Linked DNA regions of Mus musculus: all the other regions are linked to region 3. Evidence: chromatin loops called from intact Hi-C (ENCODE). Cell type or tissue: left cerebral cortex. All regions are shown on one strand. Region 1 has its middle 41 kb from the start of Glrx3. Region 2 has its middle 48 kb from the start of Glrx3. Region 3 holds the start of Tcerg1l (transcription elongation regulator 1-like). Region 4 has its middle 51 kb from the start of Gm51411.

Evidence for each region. A loop is a pair of places that touch in the nucleus more often than their neighbours do. Peaks named below come from ENCODE experiments on the same cell type or tissue, not always from the same donor. Only the 100,000 strongest peaks of a DNase experiment are listed, where the experiment ranks them.
Region 1: it touches region 3 in a loop (3-fold over the local background); 2 of 42 quality-filtered maps call a loop at or near these places.
Region 2: it touches region 3 in a loop (3-fold over the local background); 2 of 42 quality-filtered maps call a loop at or near these places.
Region 4: it touches region 3 in a loop (4-fold over the local background); 4 of 42 quality-filtered maps call a loop at or near these places.

The regions. Positions count from the first base shown.
Region 1 is chr7:137,477,211-137,479,710 of GRCm38, forward strand. No RefSeq gene overlaps it. Among named protein-coding and RNA genes, the nearest start is that of Glrx3, 41 kb to the left of the region's middle. In left cerebral cortex, a CTCF peak has its summit at 1,227 (motif pointing right); DNase peaks (open chromatin) are centred at 930 and 1,259; H3K4me3 peaks cover 229 bases.
Region 2 is chr7:137,483,852-137,486,351 of GRCm38, forward strand. No RefSeq gene overlaps it. Among named protein-coding and RNA genes, the nearest start is that of Glrx3, 48 kb to the left of the region's middle. In left cerebral cortex, no CTCF peak of the experiment used is centred here; no DNase peak of the experiment used is centred here.
Region 3 is chr7:138,397,334-138,399,833 of GRCm38, forward strand. Tcerg1l (transcription elongation regulator 1-like) reads right to left here and starts at 397. Exons shown (of 12, transcript NM_183289.3): 1 at 1-397. The coding sequence starts at 320. In left cerebral cortex, a CTCF peak has its summit at 1,286; DNase peaks (open chromatin) are centred at 469, 578, 751, 1,302 and 1 more place; H3K4me3 peaks cover 1,142 bases; H3K27ac peaks cover 401 bases.
Region 4 is chr7:137,601,799-137,604,298 of GRCm38, forward strand. No RefSeq gene overlaps it. Among named protein-coding and RNA genes, the nearest start is that of Gm51411, 51 kb to the right of the region's middle. In left cerebral cortex, a CTCF peak has its summit at 1,452 (motif pointing right); a DNase peak (open chromatin) is centred at 1,454.

The DNA.
Region 1 (2,500 bases), 920 kb before region 3:
TCTCCCTACACCTGACCAAGGAGTTCATGGACTCTGCATTTGACTGTCAGTGCCACTTGTCATGGGGGAAGCCTTGTTCAGGGATCCTTCCTGACAGAGCACACTTTATACCTATAGCTGGTTTAAAACAGCCAACACACATGGTATTGTCAGGCAGTGACCCAAGCACTCAATTCATCGGGAGTCACTGCTGTCTCAACACTACGGTAGAGGGGGGAATAGGTTAAACAAACTGCACAAGGTCACAGTACTTGGTGTAGCTGGGATTTGACCCTAGATCTCCAGCCATGCTTCCAATTGACCTCGTATCCCCGACAGGATGTGGAGTTATAGTCCAATTATGTAGCTTGAGGGGGAGGACAGTTGTAGTTCTCAAGGGTCCAGGTCAATGGTAGGTAGAGGATGAGAGGGGCTGGATCTTCTTCATTGGCATAAGAGAAGCCAAAGCTGAGGATAACTCTACAGAAGGTGGGGTGTGCACTTCCAGCAGCCGGGAGCATAGGCTTGAGTTCCCAAACACAGGACCAAACAGATGATCCCTGACCAGGCACCTCGACAGATAGCTACTACATGAATTAGAAAGTAACCCTCTGGGTGCTAGTTTCCCCCAGCGCTGATTGGCACCTCCTTTGAGTTTTGATCTACATTCTTTCTCCTCAAGGCCTTGGTATGCACAAGGGAGGATGCACAGCTGCAAGAAACCAGCATTGCCTGTGGTTTGAAGGTCTGCAGAGATGAGTGCATGCCCCATTAACACAGCCTGCTCCTGGAGCAGTAAGTTGGGAAATGGGCCACTCTGGAGGGCTCATCCCCACACTGTTGGATCCCCGATGGTCCAGGGATGTCCAATTGCTCCCTGTGTGGCTGCCTAGCTGGCCCAGTTCTAGCCTAGTTCTGAGATGTTAGTGTCAGGACAAGGTTGGATCCCGGCCTGACTGACTGGAGTCCCTGTCCTTGACTGTTGAAGGCCCTTGGTGTCCAGACACGGCTTGGGGGAGCGGTCACTCCTCAACCCCAAGGCGGGTAATGGTAGGCAATGCGGGCTTTCCTGTGCTAACTCAGCTTCTCTGTCCCCGATGTCTACTTGTAACTTTGCAGGAACTAGCCTGGTATCCTCTGTAGCTGGTCACCACTGGTCTATGAATGTCACAATCAGCTCCTGGCTGTAGGAGGCAGCGGCAGGTGGTGACCGTGTGTGTCCACGCGAGGTCGCTGCGCACCGCGGGCCGATCAACCGCGCAGTCTGCAAGAGCGAACTTTGGGCACCAGGGGGCGCGCGAGGACCAAGGTTAGCACAGCATGGACAGGAGTGCGGTGGTGGTGTGTCCCTCCCGCCTCGCCTCCGCGCGAGTCTTGGAACCGCTTGTTTTGAAATTCTACCTCCCTTTTTCCTTTACAGAGAAAGCGTGTGGAAAATCTAGGTTGACTAGCTGGGGAGCAGCGTTCACAGACCTGTGTGGCTGCCTCCTATTCGAATACCAGAGCTAATCCTCACCCCCACTCACCCTGCCCCCAATCTCCTGGTCCTTGGAAGCCACCTAGATGGCACTGCTGATTTGCACCCTGCGGGAGCCAGCATCCACCCTCTGGAGTGAAGCTTACCTGGTGGATAGCCATCAGCCTAACCTAGGCTTTCAGGTGTATATGTGGAACACCTCACCCCTATTCCCAGCTCCACTTCACAGAGGACACGCCATAGAATAAGGTGCCACAGTCTCATTGCATCATGAGATGGTACTGTCCCTATGATCTGTCACGGCCTGAAGAAGTTTGTGGATGTCTTCACGGTGACGCAACTCTCTTCCCCTTTCCATGCTGTGTTGCTTGGAGACAGTTCACACCTGAAGGGCAGGCATCTTTAGGGGGAGGTGCAAAACTGAGGTTCTGTTGGGAAAATTTTGGATATTCATCCCTTTACCCTGCTTATTCTTTTGTCTAGCCATTCGTTCATGTCAGGGGGTGCTTACCGGTATTTTATATCTGCTGCGGAGTTCTGCTCTCTGGGCACGATACGACCATGGCCGTCTCAAAATCATCAGCAGTTCCAACTATCTGCATAAGATCCTTGGCCACTAACATTCCCTCAAGGCTGGTGGGCCTGATAGGGTACGGCTCAGGAGGGTGTACTCGAGAGAAGGATATAATTGATGAACAGTTAGGGGCACTCTTCTTTGGAGGTGTGGCTGCCCATAAACTGTTCATGTTCCTATAAGTAACTCCAGTTAAATGTAATGATTAGTTAAGGTAGACGTTGGGGGTGTTGGCTCTTTGGTCTGTTGCTGGCACCCTGTCTGGAGGGAGATATCCATTTATCTCTCTCCATGCAAAGTTTAGCTACAATAGCCAAGGGAGTGAGGGAGGGAGTGGTCATGGAATGGTGGGAGGCGTGGCCACAGAAGGATGGGAGGCAGGGCTGGTGGTATACACAGGGGCCTCTGTGTGTGTGTGTGTGTGTGTGTGTGTGTCCCAATTCTAGTCTTTCTGAAACGGAATATTTCAA
Region 2 (2,500 bases), 910 kb before region 3:
CCCACAGTGTTATACATTCTAGACAAGCACTCGACCGTGAGTTACGTTCCTACCTGCCTAGGAATTTTTCGAAATGGTTGTTGGTCCCCAGAGAATGGAAAGAAACGGTGATTTTCAGTCAGTTTTCCCCAAGAGGAGCATCTTGCAAAACTGAAGGTATAGCTCAGTGGTCGGGCATTTGCTCAGTCAGGAATGCAAAGGCCCTGGATTTGATTCCCAGCCCTGCAAATCAAATCGAAACCCGTACGGCAGCGCTACAGCCCTGACCGCTTTGCTCCCTCAGTGCAGTGACTTGTGAGCCTCTCTCAGAGTTGCGGGTTGTCTGTGTGTGGACCACGTGTGTAGCTCATGCGCCTGCGCCTTCACAGTCAACAAGCAGCCTGTTTCCAGAAGCTCCTTGCTCTGTCCCTTAGCACTGAGGACTCTAACCAACCCCACAGGTCAGGACACATTCTCGACTCCCTCCTTGCCCCTCCCAGGCTCCACCCACAGGACTTTCATGATAGTGTCTCCTGAGTGATGGGGTCCTCTGCCTCTGCCCGCTAGCCTGCTTCAGCTTGGCCCAACCCTACCTCTGTTCTCCTCGCACACTCCTGCCCCCTTATGCTGCACCTTGCCTCATAAAGACCTAACTAATCTTCGTCTTCCTCTACCTCTCTTCCTGTTTGTCTCTTTCTCCCCCCACGCGCAATCTATCTTTATCCCTGTTTTCTCTCTCTCCTTATTCGTCCTGTGTATTAGGTCCATCTCTTAGCTCTCTCCATATTGCTGAACAGAGGTCACAGTCCAGATGAGAGTGGCTGCCTTTGAGCCCAATCTACTCCCTGCCATCTCTCTCCTGAGCTGTGTGGGGTCAGGGAGCCATGCCACCCTGGGACAGCGTCACTTAGTGCCAGCTCCAGGACTTTTTGTTGGTTATGGGTTTTTTTTTGTTCTTTTGTTCGTTTGTCCATCTTTCTTTTCTTTTTTCTTTTTCTGGTAATTCGTCCTGGCTTCGAACTCTCTCTCAGTCCCTTTGACCACCTCCCTAGCTGTATCAGGCAGATATGCCATCGCAGACACACCCATCCCTGGCTATCTTTTTAAATCAAGCATAGTGAAACATCTCTCAGCCCAGGTAGCAGAATCAACAGTGGCCAGGGCTAGCTGCTCACTGACCCTTGAGCTGAGCGCATCTTTGGTTACCTTGCGAGAAAGTGAGTAACTGATTTCAGACTTAGCACAAAATAGAAACTGTGAGGAAGTCATCACGTCTTAGAGTTGCGTGCTCTTTGCCAGTAGCTGTTGTGCTTTCTGAGGGGTGCTGATGCCCCCAGGCGATAGGGAAGGGCCGTTCCATCTGGAGGGCTCAGGGCACACCAGATTTGTTGGAGCAGCCTTTAAAGAGGTGCCTGGGAAGACGACGCTCCGATAAAAAGCTCACTGGTTCTTGGTGAAAAGTTGGATTTGCAGCATGTTGAGAAAGCAATTTGGTTTCATTACCTCTAAGTGCCCCGTGCATTACAGATGTAGGTGGTACCCAGAGGCCCCGAGCGGGCTAATGGAAATGCTCTTTTATTGTGGGACATTCCGGAACGCGTTTTCATAAACGTAAATATAAAACTCTTACTATTCCTGAAATACCCTTTCATTTGTAGACACTAGTTCCCGAAGCCCTGGTTCTAATGAAGTGGGGCTACCATGAGACCATGCTTCTGGGGGAGGGGGAGGAGAGGGGGAGAGATGGGAGGGTAGGGGAGAAAGAAGAGACAAGAATCAGGTGCAGCAGCCAGGTCACCAAAAAGGGGAAGGTAACCAGATGTCTGTGTTATATAAGGAAGAGCCTCTGAGGAAAGGGCAGCCCAGCCCCTGGGCTGGAGACTTCAGGGTAAAGGGTACAGGGTGTGCCAGCCATACCCTGTAACAGGTAGATAGGGACTGAGGGATGCTGGGAGAACCTGGAGGCCAGGTCTGCTTTGATGTGTTAAATAAGCACCTCAGCCATTTGTCCTAGGTTTGAAACATAACACAGTGGGGACACCTTGTCCTGTTCTTTATAGGGTCAGGACCCCCAGGAAGGTAAGCGGCATGGGGGAGGAGGAGGAAGAGAGAAACGGGAAGAAGAATCCAAGTAACATCTTCCCGTTGGGAGTTTCACAGATTTATGGGAGGACCCAAGAGTTCTGTTGAGGCCACAGCTGTTGGACGTCAACCATGAAGGCTTCGTCCCCAATCCTGGCTTAATGTGTACTGTCCTACTTCAAAGCAGCCACGGTGTTCTGATGGAAAGGTCTGGCAGTAACGTGTGTGGTCTCCCACGCTGTGTGCTGAGAGACCGCCCGGTGCCCACTGGCTGGGACTGGAAGCTGAATCTCCACACCTCTTCCTGTCTACACACGTGACTGTGTATAGAGCTCTCAGCACAGGCCAGTGCTGCTCTTTCTCAGGCTACCCTAGTGATCTTTGACTGGGATTAGCCCCTGTTTTCTAGATAATGGGGTTAATATTCCCCTACAAGTCT
Region 3 (2,500 bases):
AGGGGATAATGGTGCACGGCGGCGTGGTCTGGCGCAGAGGACAGCGGCAGCAGGGGCAGCAGGGGCTCTCCCGGGGCTGGCCAGCCCGGCAGCCGCGGGAGCAACGGGGCGGAGGCAGGCTGCGCCGAGGCCAACAGCACCGGCGGGGGCGCGACCCCGGCGCCAAGCCGGAGCAGCCCGGCGGTGCCGGGGACCATCCAAACCCAGGGCGGTGGCGGTGGGTCTGCATTCATCGGCCACGGGAGAGGCTGCCGCCACCGGGGCTGCTGGGGCTGCTGTAGCTGCCGCCGCCGCCGCTGGAGCCTGGCGCCCGCCAGCATCCTACACCCCCGCGCGGGCGGCGGCGGGGGCGGCGGGCGCCCGAGGTGCGGGCCGGCGGCGGCGCGGGCTTCGGAGCGAACTCACTTGGTTGCGCGACGCGGCCGCTCGCTCCGCCCCTGGCCCGCTCTGGAGCCCCTCCTCCTGCCCGCGCCAGCCCCGGGCCTGGCGGGGCCCCAGTCCCCGCCCACAGATCCGGACCCCCGAGGCGGGGACACAGCGCGGCACGATGGGGTGCTCCCAACCCAGCCGGCTGATTTTTTTTCTACTGTGATCCCTAGCCCACTCCGTTGTCGCTACTGGTGGCCAATTGCTCTAGCTGACGGTGCGCACGGAGGGTCCAGGGGCTCCAGACCCCGCTTGCGATCCTAATGGCAAGCTGAAGCCGAGGTGGCTGCGCTGGAACCGGGCAGGTCCCGCCACTCGCGGAGCTGGCGGCCCCGGCGTGATCTACCTGATTTAAAGTGAGTCTAGGGCCCAGGGCCCAGAGGGAATACTAGACTGCAGACGTTGACGCCAGCTGAGTCCCGGACCCTTCTAGGCATGGGTCGATTTCTCTCTTGGATAAATATGCAAAATATTTTCCCAAGTCTCTAGAGGTTCACTGTGCCAGGAAACCCGAATTTTTAGTACTGGGTCTAAAGTCCTTTCTGGCTATCTGCTGGCTTCAGCGCCCTCCTTTGCCTCTGCTTTAACCCACAGACTCCCAACCTCTACCCTCTCTCTGATGCAAGGCACAACACAAGTGACTTCTTCTAGAGGGCTTGGCCTCGGTGAACTTGTTTTTAATCCCTCCGGGCACAGGACTGAGTTCCTTCATGCCTCGCCATAAGCTGCTGTGCCGCAAGAAGTGTCTGGGTCAAAGAATCTCTTGCTCCACTCGTTCCACGCGGAGCTTCCTTTCTCTAAGCCGGCGGAGCCAGGCTTCGCTCTGATCACAAGCAGTTTCCGCCAGGCGGCGCTGGTCCCAGCCCCTGTGCTGACCTAGCTTGCGCAGAACACTGGGTAGACTGGTCCAATGCCAGGTCTTCTCCATCAGATCCTCTGACATCAACTGGTAACGGCTTCCAGCCCCAGTCCAGTCCTAGACAGTTTGTGCCGGCGGCAGGGCACAGACTGTCACGTGCTAAAGAACCTGAAACCCTAGGCATCCAACTTCTGGTACCAAGCAGGAGCTTGCCAATGAAGCCTGCCTGACGGCGGGAAAGTGCAGTCCGCACAGCTACATCCAAAGACACACCTAGGTCAGGCACATACTCACCACCCTTCACCCCGTTCGCAGCCCCTCCTGGTAGAAATAGAAGCACCCACTTGGCTCCAATCAGTTTCTAGGTAGGGTTGCTTCCTCGTTTTCCTGGTTTGCCTACCTTTCTAACTTCCTCCTGACCTGTCACAATTTCTTTTTGTCTCAACATATGCTGATTTACATAGCTGGCACATCGCTACTTCTCTCCACCCAAACCACTTACAATTTGTGAGGTTTTCCCTTTCTTGGATGCCAAAGTACTGACAAGATTATTTCCCATGTAAAGCCCCAAAGCTTCGCAGATTGGAGCAGTGGTATCATCCACTGGAGGCTGCACTTCTGTATGTACACAGGTGATGTTATGTGGCCATCTTGCTCTCTAGGCTCCCACTCAAACTGGGATGTTGTGCCAGTTGCTAGGTAGACTAATTCCCCCCATCCCCCCTCGAGAGCTTGCGCGTGCAAAGCTGTATTCTTAGAGAAGTAGAACAGGGTCCATTCATTCCTTCATGGTGTGACCTGGGGGCATAGAAGATTCCCAGTGGCCTTGTCTGGGTTGTGTGTACTCTCAGCAAAGCAAAGTTTTAGGCCTGCAGCACCTCTAGCTCCTGGAGTGAAGGAAGGGAGTCACCCCAAATCTGTGGGTACTTACCATCCTGGGGGGCTTCTACACCGGTTCTCACTCAAGGCCTCTGCTAGGCAACTTGGCTAAAGGTTAAGTTCCTGTCTGGGCTGGTGTTCAAAGGCCTTGACACCTTGGGCACTTCCTGACTCAAAAGAGAGAGCAGGCTCAAAGAGCCTCCAATGGTCACACTCCTCTTTTTCTGTCAACTGTCAGAGGCTCAACACTATCCAAGGATCTCAATATTGGAGTCACTTTTCTACATCATGCTCTGTGCTGGAGTCTGAGTAACAGAAAAAAGGAAAAAAAAAAAA
Region 4 (2,500 bases), 800 kb before region 3:
TGTGTATGTATGTATGTGAGTCGGTGTGTGTCTATGTATGTGCATTGTGGGAGTATGTAGAGGTCAGAGAACAACCTTTGGCTGTCCATCTTTGTTGGAATTTCTGCCATATTGCATACTCCAGGGTAGCTTGGTTTGTAGCTTGTGGATGGTACTCCTGCCTCTGTCTCATTTATTGCCTTAGGAGTACTGAGGTCATAGATGTGTACCACAACATTTGGCTTTTTTAAATGGGTTTTAGGGATCTAGTTCCAGGTCTGATGTCTGTGGCAAGTGCTTTTACCCACTGAGGCATCTTGCCAGCCCTAGCATTCTTTGTCTTATAAAGGCACCATTCACTGGGCAGAGCATCTACCTTAAATCAGGCTGTTCTTTTGTTTGTTTGTTTGTTTGTTTTGGTTTTTTTCAAGACAAGGTTTCTCTGCAGCCCAGGGTTTCTCTGTATAGCCCTGGCTGTCACTTTGTAGACCAGGCTGGTCTCGAGCTCAGAAATCCGCCTGCTTCTACCTCACAAGCGCTGGGATTAAAGGCGTGTGCCACTACTGCCCGGCTGGCTGTTCTTTTGTAATGTGGCTAGATGAGCAAGGCCCTTCTTTCTAAGCACACCCACATTCATACATCTAGGAGCTAGACCCAGGGCATCTCCTTTGCGGCCACTATCAATGGAGAGCTGTTTATTTCCACATCTCGCCTTGAGCCGTTGCTGTCACAGAGAGGTTGGATGGTTCCTTGATGGGAAAGTGCGCAGCATGGTGACTGTTGGGAGGGTGTCTCAGGGGCTGGCATTATCCTTCTTTACCTCCAATACTCACGGCTGGGTCTGGGTAGCCCTTTTTCTCCAACATCAATAACTGTTACAGGTCCCCAGTTCGTTCTCCCTTCTAATCACCCCACTGGCTCCTGCCAAACTTGGGATCGGACTGGATCTGGTTTCAGGAGGAGGACGCCCTGGCCTTGTGGCTCTTTATTCTTCTGGCACTTTCCTACAGCGCCTTGCGGACTGGGCTGTGGCGAGCTGTTTGCTGCGTCTCTCTCTGAGTTTTACCCTCAGCGATATATATGTTTTTTCTAAACCAGAAACGGAACAAACACTAAAAAGCTATGGAGAACTTTACTCCTCTCCTCTCCTCTCCTCTCCTCTCCTCTCCTCTCCTCTCCTCTCCTCTCCTCTCCTCTCCTCTCCTCTCCTCTCCTCTCCTCTCCTCTCCTCTCCTCTCCTCTCCTCCTTTCTCTTCTTCCTTTCTTCCTTTCTTTAAATTCACAAATGTGACCTCAGAAACAGTATGCAAATTTCGAGAAAGCCTGAGTTATGAGGAGAGCAGGCACCTTCCCTTCTGAGTCTTCAGGGTTAGGTTAGGAGTGGTGCGCTGATCCAGCTCTGGAGCTCAGGGAAGCCGGGCTCCAGATCCTCAGTGTGTCAGCGATCACGCTGCATGTTCCCACTAGGAGGCGCTCTAGACACAGTTTCAGCACACACCACCTCCAGGGACCTGCCACCTCTGCTTGATGCTGGACACACAGGAAAGCAGGAGGCTGAAGCATCCACCTAGCCCCCAGTTTATCCTCATCAACCAGGCACAAAGCAGGGCTCCGTGTGAGAACAGGTGTGGCTTATTTTCCCTAAAACTGTCGCCTATCTCGGGTCCTCTGGAGGAACAGCAAGTGCCCTTATCAACTGAGCCATTTCTCCAGCCCGTCGCAATACTCTGTTTTATTCAGCCAGAGACCCCAGCGCTCAGAATGGTGTCACTCAGATTTAGGGTAGCTCTTCCTATTTACATGAACTCAATCTGGAAGATCTCTTGCAGACATGTTCAGAGGTTAATGACCAAACCCTATCAAACTGACAAGCAAGATTAACCATTAGAGCACATGTTCTTTACATAGCCTCTCAATAAAGACAACACCCTGGGAAGATCAGCCCAAAGCCCCGGTGCTTAAGCTTCAGTGAGAAAGAAGAACGTCTGGACTGTTACAGAGACAGCAGAATGTGCCTCCCGAGAGTCTCGCCTGGAAGTGTACAAAGTACCGGCAGAAACTCAGTCATGGGACTGACTTACTGTATAAAAGCAAGAACTTTGGAATAAAGTAAAAAAACTTTACAGCACTTTGCAATGGACTGGTATATCATTGTGAGCATATTTTGCAGTTAAAAGATTTATCTAGCCTAAACATAATTTTTCTTTTATAAAAGAATGTATTTTAAAATTTCCGTTCTTTTCTATGATGACAAGAGGGTCTTGGAATATGATGCCTGGAATATATTTCTGCAAAAATCAATACATTTAATCCAAACCTTCGAAGTTAAGATGATATTTAGCCAATGTGTGAGAAATATTTTTTTGGAAGGAAAGCAGACTATGGAGAAAGCATTAAAACTCCCCAAGCCGGCGTTTGGGAATGCGATTTGATTTTGTTGCTGACATATATATGTACCACTCCTATCTCTGGCTGTGTGGAAGCAGAATCTCTTAACGTAATTCAATTTTCCAAATGAAGA